Regions from separate parts of the Homo sapiens genome. Here region 1 is linked to region 2. Evidence: read pairs that join two places in POLR2A ChIA-PET (ENCODE). Cell type or tissue: PC-9. All regions are shown on one strand. Region 1 overlaps BAIAP2L2 (BAR/IMD domain containing adaptor protein 2 like 2). Region 2 overlaps TMEM184B (transmembrane protein 184B).

What was found. Peaks named below come from ENCODE experiments on the same cell type or tissue, not always from the same donor. Only the 100,000 strongest peaks of a DNase experiment are listed, where the experiment ranks them.
Region 1: POLR2A ChIA-PET joins it to region 2 with 8 read pairs; 17 of 35 experiments call an interaction of 5 or more read pairs at or near these places.

What each region holds. Positions count from the first base shown.
Region 1 is chr22:38,098,040-38,103,039 of GRCh38, forward strand. BAIAP2L2 (BAR/IMD domain containing adaptor protein 2 like 2) reads right to left here. Exons shown (of 14, transcript NM_025045.6): 5 at 372-443; 6 at 24-140. Among named protein-coding and RNA genes, the nearest start is that of BAIAP2L2, 10 kb to the right of the region's middle. RefSeq lists an enhancer at 293-847. In PC-9, CTCF peaks have their summits at 2,923 (motif pointing right) and 3,126; a DNase peak (open chromatin) is centred at 2,933.
Region 2 is chr22:38,216,679-38,221,678 of GRCh38, forward strand. It overlaps TMEM184B (transmembrane protein 184B), which reads right to left. Exons shown (of 9, transcript NM_012264.5): 9 at 2,613-5,000. The coding sequence ends at 4,791. Among named protein-coding and RNA genes, the nearest start is that of SNORA92, 5.5 kb to the right of the region's middle. RefSeq lists enhancers at 1,528-2,727, 2,000-2,851. In PC-9, no CTCF peak of the experiment used is centred here; a DNase peak (open chromatin) is centred at 2,073; H3K27ac peaks cover 3,503 bases.

The sequences.
Region 1 (5,000 bases), 120 kb before region 2:
CCCCCGCTTCCCGGCCCTCGCACCTTCATCTCCCGCACGTTCTTGTCTCTCTTGCGCTCCATGCGCCACAGCTCAGACATGCACTTCTCCAGGTTGGCCGCTCGGTGGCGGTACTCGAGCTCATAGTGCTGGCGGCTGTCCTGGGGTAGGGTGGAGTCGGGGAGGGAGAATCCCCCCACATCAGAGAGCTCAAGACACCCCTCCCAGAGATCAGGGCCCTGGAAGTTTGGAGACTTGGGGCTCAGCTGGGAACATGGATAATCTGGGGCCCAGTCAGTGCTCAGCACTGGCCTGTGTGTGCCTACCTGTCAAATGGGAGAGGGGGTCCTGCCTGCAGTGAGTTGGGGGCCGAGTGGGGAGGCCAGACTCACTTTGATGAACTGCATGTCCAGCTTGGTGTTCTTCTCCATGTGCTGCAGCAGGCCTCCATGGAATGTCTGCACCTGAGCGGAGTGCAGGGTGAGGGTGATCAAGGCCCCCCTACTGTTCCCAGGCCCCAGCACCCCCTTGCACTTTCTGCTATAACAGACTGCCCATCGTGCTCCTAATATACCAGGCACCTGCCCACCTGTCAGAGAAACGGAGACAAGAACACCACCTGGCTGGAGGGAGGACGAAATGGTTAAACATTCACAATGTTTAGTGCAGTGCTGCCTGGAAACGAACCCTTGATAAGTGTGTCAGAGTCTTCTGGTTCTTATTTTTTGTCTTATTCTTAGTTTGTGCTTTGATGACATCATTCCCTCTGCCTGGAATTTCCTCCCTATCTTCCAGTGCCAGCTTCCTGTCTTCCTGACTTTCCCAAGCAGAATCCATTGCTCCCTCGTTTTGTCTCTGGAATGGGTGCACATTTGTTCCTTCGTTGTCCATTCCTCCAGTTGTATACAGAATTTATGGCCAGGGCCCCATGCATAGCCCCTTGGAGCTGCTATGGCCATGGCTCACCTCTGTGTCCTCAGCACCATGGGCAGGGCACAGCCCAGCAAAAACACTCAGAAGCTGTTGAGGTCTCAGATGGGCCTGGGAGGTGACAGGTTCCCATGGCAAGTGGATGTCTGGCCACCGGGGCAGGACAGGAAAGGCTGCTGGGCTCAGGCTCAGAAGCTTCGTCCTCATTCTAGTTCTGCCTCCTATTTGCTTTGTGACTTTGGACAAGTTGCCACCCATCTCTGGGCCTCAGTTGCCCCATCTGTAACAGGAAAGGCTTGACCAGCCTGGGCATGGTGGCTTACGCCTGTAATCCCAGCACTTTGGGAGGCTGAGGTGGGTGGATCACCTGAGGCCAGGAGTTCGAGACCAGCCTGGCCAACATGGTGAAACCCCATCTCTACTAAAAATGCAAAAATCAGCCAGGCATGGTGGTGCGTGCCTGTAATCCCAGCTACTCAGGAGGCTGAGGCAGGAGAATCACTTGAACCAGGGAGGCGGAGGTTGTAGTGAGCGGAGATCACGCCACTGCACTCCAGCCTGGGTGACAGAGTGAAACTCTGTCTCAAAAGAAAAAAAAAAAGAAAAAGGAAAGGCTTGACCAGCTGCTCTCTGAGAGCTTGATGAGCTTCGATTCTGTGGGCCCAGGTGATGCCCTGGTACCCTGTATTCTCCATCAGCTTTCTCTGAGTCACTCCATGTTGTTGGGCAGTTGGACCTAAACCCTTCCAGCTGCAGGAGGGTTCAGGCTGCATGGGACACAAGAGGTGCTTCCCCAACCCCGCGGACACGTCCTCCTCTGGAGGCCCTCCCGCCTCTGCGCAGCCTCTGTCCACACACCCTTTTCCCACAGTGGGTCCTTCCTCCTGCTCTAGGTGTCCTCACATCATCCCACGGGGCTAGGGGATCGCCCAGAAAAGGAATGCTGGCAATCTCCTCCCAATATGCAGAAAAAAATCACTACATAATAAAATTTCTAAAGTTTAAGGTTTTCTCCCACAGTTATTTCCCAAACTTTGGTGCCCACTAGTCTGCAAGGGAGCTTGAGGGTGCCTCTTTGGTACTGAAACCCTGAGCTATGGCTGCCAGTGTGTGTGTAGAGAAGGGTGTCAGCACCAAGAAGGAAGTGGCACGTAGGTTTCCAGAGTGATACAACGGTGAACAGAAACGTGCGTTGTTATAGAAATGCCAGGTAGATGCTTCTGAGGGGCCGCTTTCCGCTGGATCCAATCAAAAGGAAGCCTTCCCGACCCTGCGCTAGTGTGAATGTCACAGCACTGCCTCCTTAAATTTTGTGAACTCAGGCCAGGCGTGGTGGCTCACACCTGCAATCCCAGCACTTTGGGAGGCCGAGCTTGTGACCAGCCTGGCCAACATGCTGAAACCCCGTCTCTACTAAAAATAAAAAAATCAGCTGGGCCTGGTGGCGGCTGCCTGTAATCCCAGCTACTCGGGAGGCTGAGGCAGGAGAATCGCTTGAACCCTAGGGGGCGGAGGTTGCAGTGAGCCGAGATCGCACCACTGCATGCCAGCCTGGGCAACAGAGTGGAACTCCGTCTCAATAAATAAATAAATAAATAAATAAATAAATAAATAAATAAATAAATAAAGCTTAGCACCTCCCCACTCTCTCTCTTGCTGTCTTGCCATGTGACGCACCTGTTACCCCTTCACCTTCCGCCATGATTGTAAGCCTCCTGAGGCCCTCATGAGAAGCTAAGTAGATGTTGGTGCCATGCTTGTACAGTTTGCAGAACCATGAGCCAAAATATACCTCTTTTCCTTATAAATTACCCAGTCTCAGGTATTCCTTGATAGTGACACAAACAGATTCATACAATGCAACAACATGAATTAATCTTACAGACCTTATGCTGAGTGAAAGAAGCTAGACACAAAAGAATATACAGGGCACAGTTCCACTCAAACGAAGCACTAGAACAGGCAAAATTCATCTGCAGAGATAGAAGTCAGAAAGCCTTTGCCCCTAGGGGGCGACACTGACAAAAGGGACATAAGAGAACTTTCTGGGTTGATGGAAACGTTCTAAATAAATCCTGTTTAACATGGTGGCCACACAGGGCATACAATTGTCAAAATCTGTTGAACTTAACACTCAACATATTTAGGAACTTCATCTTATTGTATGTAAACTTTACCTCAGTAGAAAAAAAAACTCAGGTCTGGGATGATGGTGGAAATAAAATGTAGTTTCAAAACCTTCCTTCATCTTCTCCTAAAAATGAATGGAGAAACCAGACAGCAAAATAAAAAACTTAAGACTAGCCAGGCACAGTGGCTCACACCTGTAATTCCAGCACTTTGGGAGGCTGAGGTGGGAGGATTGCTCGAGCCCAAGAGTTCCAGACCAGCCTGGGCAACATAGTAAGATGCTGTCTCTACATAAAAAAAAAAAAAAAAAAAAAAAAAAAAAGCCAGACGTGGTGGTTCATGCCTGTGGTCCTAGCTACTTGGGAGGCTGAGGTGAGAGGATTGCCCGAGCCCAGGAAGTCTAGGCTGCAATGAGCTGTGACTGCACCACTGTACTCCAGCCTGGGTGACACAGTGAGATCCTGTCTCAAAAAAAAAAAAAAAAAAAAAAAAAGTCCAGGCACAGTGGCTCATGCCTGTAATCACAGCACTTTGGAAGGCCAAGGTGTGTGGATCACCTGAGGTCAGGAGTTTGAGACCAGCCTGGCCAACATAGTGAAACCCCATCTCTACTAAAAGTACATAAATTAGCCGAGCATGGTGGCACGCGCCTATAATCCCAGCTATTTGGGAGGCTGAGGCAGGAGAATCGCTTGAACCCGGGAGGCAGAGGTTGCAGTGAGCTGAGATGGCGCCATTGCACTCCAGCCTGGGTGACAGAGCAAGATTCCGTCTCAAAAAACAAACAAACAAACAAAACAAAACAAACAAAACCACCAAAAGAAAAAAATAAACTCAAGACAACATTCAGAACAAAACTATGACAGTATATCTCTACAACCCTCCAAACAAAAATCAGCACCGGCTGTGAGGTCAGTGTGACCAGCATCCATGTGGATGGAGCAGTGGGAGGTAGCTGGGCGTTGAGGGACCTGAGCACAGGTGCACCCCGACATGGCCAGCAGATGGTCATGGGAAGCTCAGTAGGCCAGTCTGTGAACAGCAGCTGAAACTCCAAGGAGTTTGTGAGTCCAAAGGGTGAAGGTAAGAGGTCCCTGGTAAAGTCTGAAGGGGCTGGAGTAGTCGAGCCTCTAGGAAGTCTTGAAACTGACCAGCCAGGCTCCCATCCAGACAGGGCCCATGTGGAGGAGAGAATGCCGTGAGGAGGATCAAAATCAGGAACAAGGACAACAGACACAAAAGGAAAGAGAAAGTCTAACAAAAGTAGGAGCATGAACGGAACCAGGAAATTGCAGAAAGGGAGCTGCCATATTTTTGGAAAACTACATAAGAACAACAGAAAGAGATCTTGCAAAGTGAGAAGAGCTGTCTTGACTGTGCTCCTTTTACAATTTCAGGAAAAAACCTACTTTTCCACAGACAATCTCTGAGGTGAAATCCAATAGAAAGTTATTATTAGAAAAAAGAGAATATGGAAGAGAATAACATTCCTACTGACAACCAAAACACACCAGAAAGGCCCATGAAACAGAAGAAAATGAATCAATGGTCTAAAAGTGATCCTAGCACTTTGGGAGGCCCAGATGGGAGGACTGCTTGAGGCCAGGAGTTCAAGACCAGCCTGGGCAACATAGTGAGACCTCATCTCTATAAAAAGAGTTTAAAAATTATCCAGGCACGGCCGGGTGCGGTGGCTCACACCTGTAATCCCAGCACTCTGGGAGACCAAGGCGGGTGGATCACGAGGTCAGGATATCAAGACCATCCTGGCTAACACGGTGAAATCCCGTCTCTACTAAACATACCAAAAAAAAAAAATTAGCCCGGCATGGTGGCAGGCGCCTGTGGTCCCAGCTACTCGGGAGGCTGAGGCAGGAGAATGGCGTGAACCTGGGAGGCGGAGCTTGCAGTGAGCCGATATCACACCACTGCACTCCAGCCTGGGAGACAGAGTGACACTC
Region 2 (5,000 bases):
GATGCTTCCTCTTGGTTGCTTAGAGCACAGGAGCTCCTGGGAAGACAAAGCCATGGGCACAATGAAATTTAGGACTGGATTCTGGCGGAGCATGGTGGCTCACACCTGTAATCCCAGCACTTTGGGAGGCTGAAGCAAGAGGATCATCTGAGACTAGGAGTCCAAGAGCAACCCGGGCAACATAGTGACACCCCATCTCTACAAAAAATAAAAAATAATTAGCCACATGTGGTGGTACACATGCCTATTGTTCCAGCTACTGAAGAGGCTGAGGTGGGAGGATCACTTGAGGCCAGGAGTTTGAGACCAGGCTGGGCAACATAGCAAGACCCCCATCTCTACAAGAAATTTAAAAGTAAGAAAACAGGCCGGGCGCAGTGGCTCACACCTGTAATCCCAGCACTTTGGGAGGCTGAGGCGGGTGGATCATTTGAGGTCAGGAGTTCAAGACCAGCCTGACCAACATGGTGAAACCCCGTCTCTACTAAAAATACAAAAAACAACAACAACAAAAAAAAAACATGGCCCGGGTGCGGTGGCTCACGCCTGTAATCCCAGCACTTTGGGAGGCTGAGGCAGGCGGATCACGAGGTCAGGAGATCGAGACCATCCTGGCTAACACGGTGAAACCCCGTCTCTACTAAAAATACAAAAAACAACAACAACAAAAAAAAAACATGGCCCGGGTGCGGTGGCTCATGCCTGTAATCCCAGCACTTTGGGAGGCTGAGGCAGGCAGATCACGAGGTCAGGAGATCGAGACCATCCTGGCTAACACGGTGAAACCCCGTCTCTACTAAAAATACAAAAAAAATTAGCCGGGCATGGTGGCGGGCGCCTGTAGTCCCAGCTACTCGGGAGGCTGAGGCAGGAGAATGGTGTGAAGCCGGGAGGCGGAGCTTGCAGTGAGCTGAGATCGCGCCACTGGACTCCAGCCTGGGCGACAGAGTGAGACTCCGTCTCAAAAAAAAAAAGAAAAACAAAACAAAAAACAGAAAAACATAGCTGAGTGTGGTGGCGCATGTCTGTAGTCCTGGCTACTCAGGAGGTTGAGACAAGAGAGAATCGCTTAAACCCGGGAAGCAGAGGTTGCAGTAAGCTGAGATCGCGCCACTGCACTCCAGCCTGGGTGACAGAGCAAGACTCCATCTCAAAAAAAAAAAAAAAAAGAAAAGAAAAGAAAAGAAAACAATTAGCCAGTCATGGTGGTGTGGTTGAGCCCAGGAGTTTGAGGCTGCAGTGAGCTATGATTGCACCACTGCACAATCTAGGTGACACAGACCCTGTCTCAAAAGAAGAAGAAATTTAGGGTTAAATTCCCTGGGCATCCCTTTAGTGAACAGACAGTCCCACCCAGAGAGGAAAAAACCCAGATTTCAGAGTAATTTTTCCAGCACTTTCACATTGAGATCTGATTTTCTACAGCCAAGTGGAAACTATCTTCCCCATGTTTCGGAATGCCCAGGGAGGCAGGGAGAGTGGCTTTCCCAGCCCCCACCTGCAGGCCTAAACCATAACCCTGTGTCTTGTCCTAGGCCTCAAACTCACTAATTTCAACCCAATCTGCCAGCCCTTCTGGGGCACCCTGAAGAAGGAGTGGAGTATACTGTGGTCTGTGGGTCACGGCAATTGGGGTTTGAATCTAGGTGTCTGTTCTTAGCTGTGGGATCTTTGGTACTTATTTGGTTTCTTACAGTCTCAGTTTACCATCTGTAAAATGAAGATGCTATGGGGCATTACGTGCGAAAAACCCTGGAGACCTGTGGGGCTGCAGGTTTTAACACTCCGAACACACATTTACAGTGGCACAGACCGAGGTGAGGCCAACTCTATGGCTGGGTATGGGGCTGGCTGGGTATGGGGCCCGCGGGGTAAGGGACCAGTTGGGCGAAGGTGCAGGATTTGAGTCCGGGAAAGGGCCAGATCACGTAGGTAGGCCGTGTCCACGGGGCTTTCTCCCCTTCTCAGGTTGGGGCTCGGTGCTTTCCCTGCCAAGCCCATGACCCTGAAATGCTGAGCTCAGGCCTGCGGGAAGGGCAGCAGGAAGCTGCGGGAGGACGCAGGCTATTTACCCGCCTCGGGAGGCTGGTGGGAATTCCCCCACCCACACCGCATTCCTGAGTGCTCCCGTCAGCAGCAAGCCAGGCCCCAAGAAGGCATGCGGTACCAGAGAGGCCAGGCACTGTGCCCACAGCCAGCGGCCCCCTGCCCCAGGGTCCCTGGCCCTGAGGGTCCCAGGGTGGAGGACAGTCCCAGAGACGCAGGAAGCTCGTCTGAAAGGGGGATCCCAGGAAATCCTGGGAGATGCCTGCAGGAGCGGGGCTGCCAGCATGTGGGCCCCATGGACCTGGTTGACCAAACAGGGAAGGAGCATCGACCGCCTGCGGCCCGGCCGTCCTGGGTTGGGAACTGGCTGGAGGTTGGGGAGACCCTTTGTCCAAGGGGGGCCTGGGCCTTGACCTTGGTCCCTATCAATCCGAACCCCCATCACTGAAAGGTTACACACAGGAAGGAGAGGGTTTCCTAAGCCGCCTGTACCCACAGCCACTCCACCCACCCCAAAGCCAGAGCAGGGGGCAGGGAGGAGGAAGGAAAAACCTCACCCACAGGCAGAGATTTCAATACAATCTATATTATCTCATATATAGATTTCTTCCTCACTTTATTTGCTCACTTCTGTCACGCATTTAAAATGTCACAGAGACCAAAATAGAGTGGCTTTCTGGTGGAACTCATGGCAGTCATACAACAAGATACAAAACTAGGAGACTCTGTCTTCTCATACATCATACAATTAATTTTTCAAGTATTCTTTATGTACAAAGAGCTACTCTACCTGGAAAGAAAATTAAAAAAAAAAAAGACAAGGTAGGTTATGCATCCTAAGGAGGAGGAGGGGATGGAGCGGTCGGGCACATGTTCCCGTCCCCACGACCCCACGGACCGCTGATTCCCTGCCACTGAGCTCCCCCCACCCTCCACGCAAACAGCAACGCTGGGCAGGCGAAAACCAAGGGAGTGGGAATCAGCAGCACTTTGGCCTGGAGGGAGAAGGGAAGCCACGGTGGAGAGACAGCTTGGTGAAAGCAGATGGCGGGGCAGGGCCAGGGCTGGTCCTCAGCCTGTGTCTGCACCCACCCTCCCGGGCAGCTTGGGCCCAACTGCTCCGCCCCCCCAAGATGGAGGGGGAGAGCTGGCCTCTGGCACCCACATGCAGGCCTCTGCCACGAGGAAAGGAAGGAGGCCAGGAAGACGGCTGGGCCCCAACTCTCCTCACAGGTGGCAGGGAGGGAACCTGTTCATTCCAGGAAGGACCAAAAGAAAGAATCCCCAGTGAACACCGGCAGGGTCCCTCTCCCTTACCCTACCAGCTTCTCCAGGTGACTGCAGCCCAAACCCAGGGATAATCTGGGTTTTAAATGCCAGGACACTTTGCCTGTAGGGACACGTGTTGTGACACGAGGCTCTTCCTAAGTCAGGAGCTAGTATAAGCCCAGCCTGCTGGGGGTTCCGGAGGCCCCAGGTCTAGAGGTGTGGAGGGGGAGAGGAGGGGCTTGGTGGTCCTGACCACTCCTGAGGCCTGTCCAAGGGCTCTGGGCCCAGCACTGCAGGATCCTGCGAGTGCCAGCAGCTGAACTAAGAGCCCCAGGGAGCGTGTGGGACAGATGGGGAGCCAGGGAGGGGCGCTTTCATATGTGACTAAGGCACAGAAGAGATGGGCCAGGGGCCAGATGGGGTAGAACACCAGGCCCTGTGTGGATAGGGGCCCCGAGAGGAGTCTGGGACCATTCCCCCCACCTCCCAGCTCCCCACTGTGTGGCCACCCCTCCCGGTCTCCCTGCCGGACTGCCTTCCCCCAGAAGCTGGTCTGAAACGTGGAGACTCAGACCTTTCCCCTGAAACGGGAGGGAGAAGCCCCAAAGAGAGAGAGGACCCAGCATCAGCCTGGGAAGGAGGGCTGGGAGCCCCTGAGCCCTGAAGCAGCCAGGAAGCAAGGGCTCTGCCCAAAGCTATCGAGGAAGGACCCAAGTGAGCCGGCAGTGCGGGCTGTGGGCTGTCCTTGGTAGGCCAGGGGGAAGGGGCATGAGGCAGGCAGAGGTGTGGCCACGACAGGTGGGGATACCCAGGGGCCCAGAAGCCCCTGCTTCAACAGAAGCGGTGCCCAGGGGCCCTGAATGCCCTTCCTGGGTGGGGCCTGTGACTCCTGGTGTCTGGCTCTGATCCTTGCAGCATGCCACAGAGGCCTGGGTCAGGAGGGGAGGACCACAGAGCGCCCACATCCCCACTCCTGCCCGGGGTGAGGTGAATCTAGCACTGGACAAAGGTGGACAGGGGAGGGATGCAGGCGGGAAGAGCCCAGGTCAGACAGGGTATTGCACGGTGTGTGGGGGAGCCACGGCTTGCCGACCTCAGCCTGAGAGTCTCGCGGGGAGGAGGGGCTAGAAGGCTGCAGCCGCTGGTCCACACACAAGCATTGGGGCCTGGGTGCGGCTGGTCCCAGCATGCCCCCAGCACAGGACGGGCAGCAGGGGCATAAGCCTTGCTCCCAGTGTCCTCTGCCCTCGCCCGGGCAGTGCAGGCTGGGCCATGTATAAATATTCCTGAAGGCCCATGGGCGAGCCTGGCTGTCCCCCGTTCCTCTGGAAGTGACATGTGAGTGTTTCTGGTCCAATAAATAAAGGCGGCGTGAGCACTGTGCCAGCTGCCTCCTGGCCTGGTGGTGAGGCTGGAGGTGGGGCACAGCCTGACCGTGGCTATGGCGCCAGCACTTCCGCCACTGCAGCCCGCACCTAGAATTCATCATCAGAGCTGAGCAGGAGAGTCTTCTCGTTGTCGCGGGCGCCACTGAGGCTGTGGGAGCGGGAGAGGCCGTGGGCGCCACCACGCCAGGTGGGCCCAGGCTCCAGGGTGGACTGCTGCGTGTACTGCTGGTAGGCAGGTGAGAAGTTGTGGATGGCGTCCTGCACGATGTCGTGCGGGTTCATGGTCTCCTTGAGGCT